Regions from separate parts of the Homo sapiens genome. Here all the other regions are linked to region 2. The links are chromatin contacts, found by Hi-C or POLR2A ChIA-PET in ENCODE. All regions are on one chromosome and are shown on one strand. Each heading gives the region's core, a stretch centred on a gene start or an enhancer-like site at or near the end of the contact. The rest is flanking DNA. Distances are from core to core; before and after follow the strand shown.

Region 1 (2,784 bases), core at 130-2,629, 700 kb after region 2:
CCCTCTCAGGTACAGGGTGCCTTGGGCCAATCTCTGAACCTAGAATTGACCTTCCAAACCGGGCCATTCCTAAGCATGAGGTGGACTCTGTTGACAATGATGCTGGGCAGCAGACGCAAAAAGAGACTGGGCCAGCTGTCTTTTCACTCCACTCAGGTCAGAAGTGCCCCCTCCCCACTCCACTGTGGTCCCCAGAACCATCTCTGGGAACCACCCCATTTGTAAATGAGATAATGCATGTGACGTGCTTAGCAAGGGGCTGGGAGAGTAGGGGACCAGTGACTATGTGGTCAATGAACAGCTATTAGCTCCACTAGGTAGAAGCAATGATCTGTTTGGTCCTGTGCTGGGGGCTCGTTTCCAGGGGGGAGGACAGAGAAGCTCTGTCCAGTGCTGCTGAGGCAGGAATGAGGACTCCATGTTCGGAGTCTGGCACGGAGCAGGAGGGTGATTTGATGGCTCGGTGTGTGTTGGCTGCAAGAGCAAATGCAAAACGTCAGCCTGAGATTAATCAAGACATCCTTCCACTTACCGTTTCGGGTCTTGTTGGGGAGTTTGGAAGGAAAACTGCCTTTCCAGCAAGATGTTTTGACATGATGCCTTTTCCCTGGCATGCGTTGTCTCCTTCTCCCCACCCATCCCCTTCGCCACAGCTTTAGGGATGACCTCTGCCCTGCTGGGTGCCCTTGATGACTAACACAGCAAGTGTGTGGACCGCCACCTGTCCTGGCCTCACCCACCTTCACCCTCCATTTCTTCATGACTGCCCCCGTGGCTTCTAGGGGGAAGGCCCCAGACAGGTTTGCTAAACTACTGACTCCCAGGGCTCCCTGACAGGGCCTGATGCAGGGTGGCCAGCGGTTGTGACCCCTAGACCAGGTGGGTCCCAGCACAGGGACCTGAGCCCCACCCTCAGGGAGCTGGCGGCTACACGGGGAGCGGTCACCTGTACAGATAAATCTAGTGGAAAGCCCCCATGGCCAGAACCAGGGCGGAGGGCCTGGGGCAGGCTCTGGAGTATAGAAGAGGGAAGGCGCCTTTGGAACAGACAGCAGAGAGAAGAGCCTGCAGGATGAGTGCGAAGGATTGCTGTGGACAGAGGTGGGCCAGGGCTCAGCTCGAGGGCTCCCAGGGAAAGGAGCCTGGGGTGGCCTGGGCACCGTGTGTGTGTGTGTGTATGTGTGTGCGCGCGCGTGCATGTGCGTGTGCATAGGTATGATTCAGGGAGACATAAGGGACTTTGGCAAAGTCAGGAGGATGTGGGGGCTAAGCAAACACCACTTTGAAGACTTCTCTTTGGCATGGGGTGTGACAAGCCAGGTCTGGTGCCTTGTTGAGGAAAGGGAGAAAACTCTGAGTTGGTTTTTGTGTTCCTCAAACCAGTTTGCCCACATCCTTGGCATCATCTGTGCCCTGTGAAGGGCCCGCTTGGAGCCATGCATGTCTGGGCCTGAGGGTGGCGGTGCCTACGTGAGGCCCTGCGGTCTCTTCAGGAGCTCCCCGAGAGGGGCACTTGGCCACTGTTGGAGCTGAGAGGGGCCTGGCCCAGCTCACCCGCCTCTCCTGCTTCTCACCCAGCCCCTGCTGCTGAGAGCTCTGGCAGCCTCCGTGTGCACAGCAGGCCTGGGCTCAGTCACAGGTAGCTCTTCTGTCTGCTCCACGGTGGCTCTCCTCAGGGCCTTGGCTCTCATGTGAGGCTTCCAGCTGCTGCTCACACTCAGAGCTTTGCATGACCAGCAACACACAGGCAGATAAGAGCATTGGGTCTAGGGCGAGAAAATCCTGGGTTCAAGATCAGGCTCTGCCATTTACCAGCTATGTGGCCTCAGGCAGGTTGAACTCTTTGAGCCGCAGTTATCTCATCTGTAAATTGGGGATAATAACACTTAATGGTACTTATCTCATGGGGTTGTCATGAGGATCAAATGAGATGATGTGTGTGTAAACACCTTACAGAGGGCTCCACTAATGGAAGGCATTATTATTGCTGTTTCCATACCACACGACACTCACCCAAGAATGGAAGTTCATGTTCTGACTGTCAATGACGTGTCCAGCATTCCTCCTGTGCTCATTTCATAACTATTCGTTGAGCCTCCTTGGTGCCAGGCACTGTTCTAGACTCTTGGGCCATAAAAATCAATAAAACACAAGATCCCTGCCTCCTTACGGCTGACCTTCTAGGGGAGAGACTTTCACATACCCCAATCTACTTAGCACACATTCCAACCTCTCTCTGGCATCTGCAAACTCAAGTCTGCAAGGTGAAGCAACATCCTAAGCTGCTAGGAACTCTCTCCATAAGTACTCATCCAGATGGCCTGGTGATACGGACAGGAGACAGGGAAATACTGGGTAGAAGAGGGTGGCTCCTGGCAAAGGCCCCACCCTCAAGCCTGAAGACCCACGGCCCTAAATGAGGACAGGCATTCCTGTTTTTGAGCGGAAAAAGTTGCCTTTTGGCCTGCCACACCCCCTATCCTGCACCCATATAAACCCTGAACCCCAGGCTTCAGAAACAGACGAGCAAGCCAGCAGACCAGCAGACGGACAGTGGAACGATGCAGTAGAGAAAGAGAGAGGAGGAGGAACATCTGAACATGGAGAGGAGTTTGACTGGGGACGGTCAGAGAGGAGTCCGGCTGCTGGGCTCCTGACTCCAGGGGAAGATCACCTTCCTACTCCATACCCCCCTTCTGGCTCCTCATCCGTCCCACTGAAAGCTACCTCTACCATTCAATAAAACCTCGCATTCATCCTTCAAGCCCATGTGTGACCCAGTTT
Region 2 (2,939 bases), core at 249-2,748:
GCCCTGCCAGAGAGAGGAATAGGACACAACCCCCACCCATCCTCCTGTCACCTGCCTTCACACTCACAGTCCCTTCAGTCACCAAACGGGAACAGCACAGCTCGGCCCTGCCTGGGTTTCCTCTCCCCTTGTTTGCAAGGACTCCTGAGAATTCACACACATCCTGGGTGTCCTCCCTGCCAGTCACCAGCTCAATCCTGCTGGTGCCCACTGCAGAAACAGACCCCTCTCTTTTTTTTTTTTTTTTTTTTTTTGAGATGAAGTCTTACTCTGTCACCCAGGCTGGAGTGCAGTGGCGCCATCTCAGCTCACTGCTATCTCCACCTCCTGGGTTAAAGCGATTCTTCTGCCTCAGTCTCCCGAGTAGCTAGGATTACAGGCTCCTGCCACCACACTCAGCTAATTTTTTTGTATTTTTAGTAGAGACAGGGTTTCACCATGTTGGCCAGGCTGGTCTCGAACTCCTGACCTCAAGCGATCCGCCCGTCTCGGCCTTCCAAATTGTTGGGATTATAGGTGTGAGCCACCATGCCCAGCCCAAGCCCCTCTCTTAAGTTCTCCAAGCACAGCTTTAACAAAACTCCCCATAACCTCTGCAGAGATGCCATTCTCTCTCAAAGAAAGCCACATTTTACAGTGACTAAGAGGAGCCTGTGGCCTCACGTTGTCCTGCATTGCACTGTCTCCTTTCCAGAAAAGGTTCACGTTTTATCCTTGCATAACCCAAAGACCTATTAAAATCTTTTCCTAAAAACAAAAGGGATTATTCCCACAAGAGCAAGTTGCTTCCACCTCCACCGGAGACAAAGAAATTGGAATCAAAACCCCAAGCCCATGTGGCTCAGAATAGCAGTTTGCTCTTTTTTTCTTGCCATTGCTTTTTTCAAAAATAGCGGAGGCCATTTTTTGCACACCACATTCTATACCTGTTTGGAAACCAAAGGCTGAGTCTGAAAGAGGGTCAGGGACTGGGCTGGGAAGGGAAGGCTGCAGGAGAGACTCAGGAAGAGGGAGTGAGGTCAATGAACACAGCAACCGCCAGTTTTTCCAAGACTGAGACCTTTTATCGTGGAGTCAGATGTGGGGAGAGGGGGCCAGGCGTCAGCTAGCTGTGGGATCACGGGCAAGTCTTGGAGGTGCCTCTTCCAGCTTCAAATCTCTGTGTACTTTGGGGAGGCAGGGGGTTTGCTTCCCAGGTGCAGGCTTGCACCTGCCTCTTTCTGGATTGCATCAGAGCTGCTCAGGACTCATTTCCCCACCCCCACAGGCGCCTACAGCTCCCTCCCCCTCCCATAACTTATTAGCTACAGATAACATCCCTTTGTTCTCCCAGTGACTCCACACCCACAGAAGGAGAGGGGGATGAAGAAATCTGCCAGGAGGGTGCCTCCCGCCAGTATCTGATGAAGGTAAGAGGTAAGAGGCTGCCCGTTTACTGCTTGTGCCTTCCAGGGAAGCTTCTTCCCCAGGGCCACTACCCGTTTCGGGAGGCGTTTCTGGGCTAGGCTTCCTGGCAGGGGAGGCTCTCAGGCACTGGGGCCGCTGAGGGTATGTGGTGAAGCGCTTGGCTTGGAAATCTTTGCCTTAGGGACTCATTAAGAATTTTTTCAGGGAATCCTCGTCGGGTGTCTTCCAATGGCTTCCCACCAGGTTACAGTCAGGCCGAAACTTCTTTTTTTTTTTTTGAGATGGAGTCTCGCTCTGTCGCCCAGGCTGGAGTGCAGTGGCGCGATCTCGGCTCACTGCAAGCTCCGCCTCCCAGGTTCACAGCATTCTCCTGCCTCAGCCACCCGCGTGCCCGGCATGGCCCAAACTTCTTAGCCTTTTTTGCCAGTCCTTTTCCCAGACCCACTGAGCTCCAGTTACATAGAACCACGTGCGATTTCCTTGAAAATATTATGCATTTTCATGCTTCCGTGACTACTTTGCATATGCTGTTTCCTTTGCCTGGAGTGCCCCCTACCACTTCTCTTCTTAAAGAACTCCTATTCATCCTTCAAGACCCTACTCAAAAGTCAGGTTCTTTTTCAAAGCCTTGCTTGACTTCTCAGACAGGGTGGGATGCTCTGTGCTCTAGGCACAGGGTTCCTTCCCTGGCTCATCTGGGATTAGGGTAATTATTAGAATTTACATGTTTATCTTCCTTCTAGTTGTTCCTCCAGGGCAGGGACTGTCATTCACCTTTGCAAATGTGGTGTACAGCACAGTGCCAGGCCCTCGTAATTCCTCAGCCAGTATTTGTGGCAGGATAAACACAATTTCTTCTGGATTTATTGTAATTTTGAGTAGCATTAAGAGAATGCTTTTGTCTCTGTGGACATTCCCTGGCCTCCAGTGGCATCTCTCCAGACAAAGGTCACATATTTGTGAATCTGTATATTCACACAGCATCAGCATGTCACTTCTCAGGTATTTTACATCTGATTTATTTATTTTACACATTAACCCTATGGGTGGTTGTTATTGTTGCCATCATAAAATAAAGAGATCGAGATGCTAAGAGATTAAGTACCATGTTCAAGGTATCAGCACTTGGATGGCAGAGCTGGGACCTGAAACCAGGTATTCTGGCTGCAAAATCTTTTATCTACATCTGAGTTTCTGAGTAAGTGGTCTTTGAATCAGTAGGTCAGCGTCCCCTGGGGACTTGTTAGACAACCCAAAACTCCAAGGGTGGGGCCCAGCAATCTGTTTCAACCAGCCCTGCAGGTCATTCTATCCTCAAGTTAACACTGGCCTGTGCCACAGCTGCTCCAGTAGCTGTCCACAGCCATGGGAGGGCGCTCCAAGGCCGACTTTCACCACTGGGAACCTGTCAGGCACAGCAGAAGGCAAGAAAATGCATGAACTGGGAATTAGGCGGCAGAGTTCTAGTCCTGCCAGTTCTGCAATTATTGGTTGAGTGATTTGGAGCACATTATTTAATGTTTAACCTCCCT
Region 3 (2,734 bases), core at 17-2,516, 660 kb after region 2:
TCAGACTCCTTGAACTCCCCCACTCTGCTGGCTCTGTAACCCAGTGCACCTCCCTCCCCAGCTCCGGAGGGGGTCCTCCTCGCTCCTCCTTCCCAGGGACCAGCACCTTCAAGCGCTCCAGGGCCGTGAGGGCAAGAGGGGGACCTGCCACCAGGGAGCTTCCTGGCTCTGGGGGACCCAGGTGGGACTTAGCAGTGAGTATTGGAAGACTTGGGTTGATCTCTTAGAAGCCATGGGACCTCCTCCCTCATTCATCTTGCAAGCAAATCCCATTTCTTGAAAAGCCTTGGAGAACTCGGTTTGGTAGACTTGGACATCTCTCTGGCTTCTGAAGAGCCTGAAGCTGGCCTGGACCATTCCTGTCCCTTTGTTACCATACTGTCTCTGGAGTGATGGTGTCCTTCCCTGCCCCACCACGCATGCTCAGTGCCTTTTGGTTTCACCTTCCCTCGACTTGACCCTTTCCTCCCCCAGCGTCAGTTTCACTCCCTCTTGGTTTTTATCAAATTTGCCATGACATTTCATCTGGGTGGTCTGAATATTAAAGCTCTTCATTTCTGGAGATGGGGCAGCAGGTGGCTCTTCTGCTGGGGCTGACTTGTCCAGAAGGGGACAAAGTGCAATACAGAGCCTTCCCTACCCTGACGCCTCCCAGTCATCATCTCCAGAACTCCCAGCGGGGCTCCCTGAGCTCTCAAGGAGATGCTGCCATCACTGGGAGGCTCAGAGGACCCTTCCTGCCCACCTTCGGAGACGGCTTCTGGAGGAACGGCTTGGCCAGAAGACAGGGTGTGAGTGAGACAGTGGGGCACAGGTTGGGTTTGCCAAACGCCTAATTACCAGGCCAGGAAGCATGCCAACAAAGCCACACGGGTGTCCTAGCCAGCTTCCCTTCACCTGGTGTCTTGAGTAGGGCGTCTCCTGTAATTACTGCCTTGCCATTCTGCCCCTGGACCCTTCTCTCCGGACCAGGGAGGCGTCCCTCCCTAGGAGCCACACATTATACTCCAAGTCCCTGCCGGGCTCCGCCTTTCCCCCACCCTGGCTCTCAGGGTGACGCCACCCACAGAGATTTAATGAGCGTGGGCCTGGACCTTCCCCAGATGCTGCCAGGCAGCCCCTCCCCAAGCCTCAAAGAAGCATTTGCTGAGGATGGAGAGGCAGGGGAGGGAGGCGGGAGGCCGTCACTGGAGTGGCGTCTGCAGCAGCTGCTGCCCCAGCACCCGCTCAGCCTGTCCTGGCTGCTCACCTCCCCGCAGGGCACCGGGCCTTTCCTGCCCTCTGTGGTCATCTGCCACCTGCTGGATCAAGTGCTTTCTCTTTTACACTCCCCTGTCCCCACCCCAGTGCACTCTTCTGGCCCAGGCAGCAAGCAAGCTGTGAACAGCTGGCCTGAGCTGTCGCTGTGGCTTGTGGCTCATGCGCCATTCCTGGTTGTCTGTTGAATCTTTCTGGCTGCTGGAATTGGAGATAGGATGTTTTGCTTCCCACTGCAGGAGAGCTGCCCCCTTTCACGGGGTTGGGGAAGGGTCCCCCTGGCCTCCAGCAGGAGCACAGCTCAGCAGGGTCCCTGCTGCCCACCCCTCTGAGCCTTTTCTCCCCAGGGTATGGCTCCTGCTGAGTTTCTTGTCCAGCAGGGCCTTGACAGGAATCCAGGGAGTAGCTCCTGGCCAGAACCAGCCTCTGCGGGGCTTGTGCTCTGCAAAGACTCTGCTGCTGGGGATTCAGCTCTAGAGGTCACAGTATCCTCGTTTGAAAGATAATTAAGATCCCCCGTGGAGAAAGCAGTGACACATTCACACAGCTGTTCCCTCGCATGTTATTTCATGAACATGACCTGTTTTCGTGCACTAGACACACAGAGTGGAACAGCCGTATGCTTAAAGTACATGGGCCAGTGGGACTGGAAGTGACCTGTACAAGTGATGCAGAAAGGAGGGTTTCAAAGAAAAAGGATTTTGTTTAAAATACTTTAAAAATGTTATTTCCTGCATCCCTTGGCTGTGATGCCCCTCTCCCGATTTCCCAGGGGCTCTGGGAGGGACCCTTCTAAGAAGATTGGGCAGTTGGGTTTCTGGCTTGAGATGAATCCAAGCAGCAGAATGAGCCAGGAGTAGCAGGAGATGGGCAAAGAAAACTGGGGTGCACTCAGCTCTCACAGGGGTAATCATCTCAAGTGGTATTTGTAGCCAAGTGGGAGCTATTTTCTTTTTTGTGCATATAGATATTTCTTAAATGAAGCTGCTTTCTTGTCTTTTATTTCTAAAAGCCCCCTTATACCCCACTTTGTGCAGCAAAGATCCCCGTGCAGGTCACAGCCTGATTTGTGGCCAGGCTGGACAAATTCCTGAGGCACAACTTGGCTTCAGTTCAGATTTCAAGCTGTGTTGGTGTTGGGACCAGCAGAAGGCAAACGTCCAGCCAACACACAGGACTGTAAGAGGACTCTGAGCTACGTGCCCTGTGAAGACCCCCAGGCTTTGTCATAGGAGGTCGTTCAGCTTCCCCAAAGTCAGAGGTGATTTGATTTGGGGAAGACTGAATATTCACACCTAAGTCGTGAGCATATCCTGAGTTTTACTTCCTTATGGCTTGCCCTCCAAGTTCTCTCTCTCATACACACACACACCCTTGCTCCAGAATCACCAGACACCTCCATGGCTCCAGCTATGGGAACAGCTGCATTGGGGCTGCCTTTCTGTTTGGCTTAGGAACTTCTGTGCTTCTTGTGGCT

Evidence for each region. Hi-C counts contacts between places; a loop is a spot of excess contacts on that map. ChIA-PET counts read pairs that join two places held with the same protein, here RNA polymerase II (POLR2A). Pooled maps may share reads with other maps.
Region 1: a loop to region 2 is called in a map of mammary epithelial cell, with 11 times the contacts of the local background. The contact joins two enhancer-like sites. A Hi-C loop is called at or near these places in 57 of 168 maps with a recorded cell type or tissue (A673, CD14-positive monocyte, CD4-positive, alpha-beta T cell and 33 more), 35 of 37 single-sample maps with no recorded cell type and 42 of 50 pooled maps. POLR2A ChIA-PET finds 5 or more read pairs at or near these places in 2 of 52 experiments (A549 and IMR-90).
Region 3: a loop to region 2 is called in a pooled map, with 3 times the contacts of the local background. The contact joins two enhancer-like sites. A Hi-C loop is called at or near these places in 3 of 168 maps with a recorded cell type or tissue (CD14-positive monocyte, Calu3 and esophagus squamous epithelium), 7 of 37 single-sample maps with no recorded cell type and 11 of 50 pooled maps. POLR2A ChIA-PET finds 5 or more read pairs at or near these places in 10 of 52 experiments (A549, B cell, BJ and 6 more).

Annotation. Positions count from the first base shown.
Region 1 is chr2:28,452,677-28,455,460 of GRCh38, forward strand. No RefSeq gene overlaps it. Among named protein-coding and RNA genes, the nearest start is that of PLB1, 42 kb to the right of the region's middle. RefSeq lists an enhancer at 1-81. Within about 2 kb of position 1,380, at least 2 of the 41 ENCODE cell types and tissues checked have a DNase peak (open chromatin) inside an H3K27ac peak, as active enhancers do; they include mammary epithelial cell, where a contact is called at or near this core.
Region 2 is chr2:27,751,539-27,754,477 of GRCh38, forward strand. No RefSeq gene overlaps it. Among named protein-coding and RNA genes, the nearest start is that of MRPL33, 19 kb to the right of the region's middle. RefSeq lists an enhancer at 1,082-1,700. Within about 2 kb of position 1,499, at least 10 of the 41 ENCODE cell types and tissues checked have a DNase peak (open chromatin) inside an H3K27ac peak, as active enhancers do; they include mammary epithelial cell, where a contact is called at or near this core.
Region 3 is chr2:28,412,410-28,415,143 of GRCh38, forward strand. It overlaps FOSL2 (FOS like 2, AP-1 transcription factor subunit), which reads left to right. Exons shown (of 4, transcript NM_005253.4): 4 at 1-2,734. The coding sequence ends at 39. Among named protein-coding and RNA genes, the nearest start is that of FOSL2-AS1, 19 kb to the left of the region's middle. RefSeq lists enhancers at 632-1,236, 1,237-1,841. Within about 2 kb of position 1,267, at least 12 of the 41 ENCODE cell types and tissues checked have a DNase peak (open chromatin) inside an H3K27ac peak, as active enhancers do.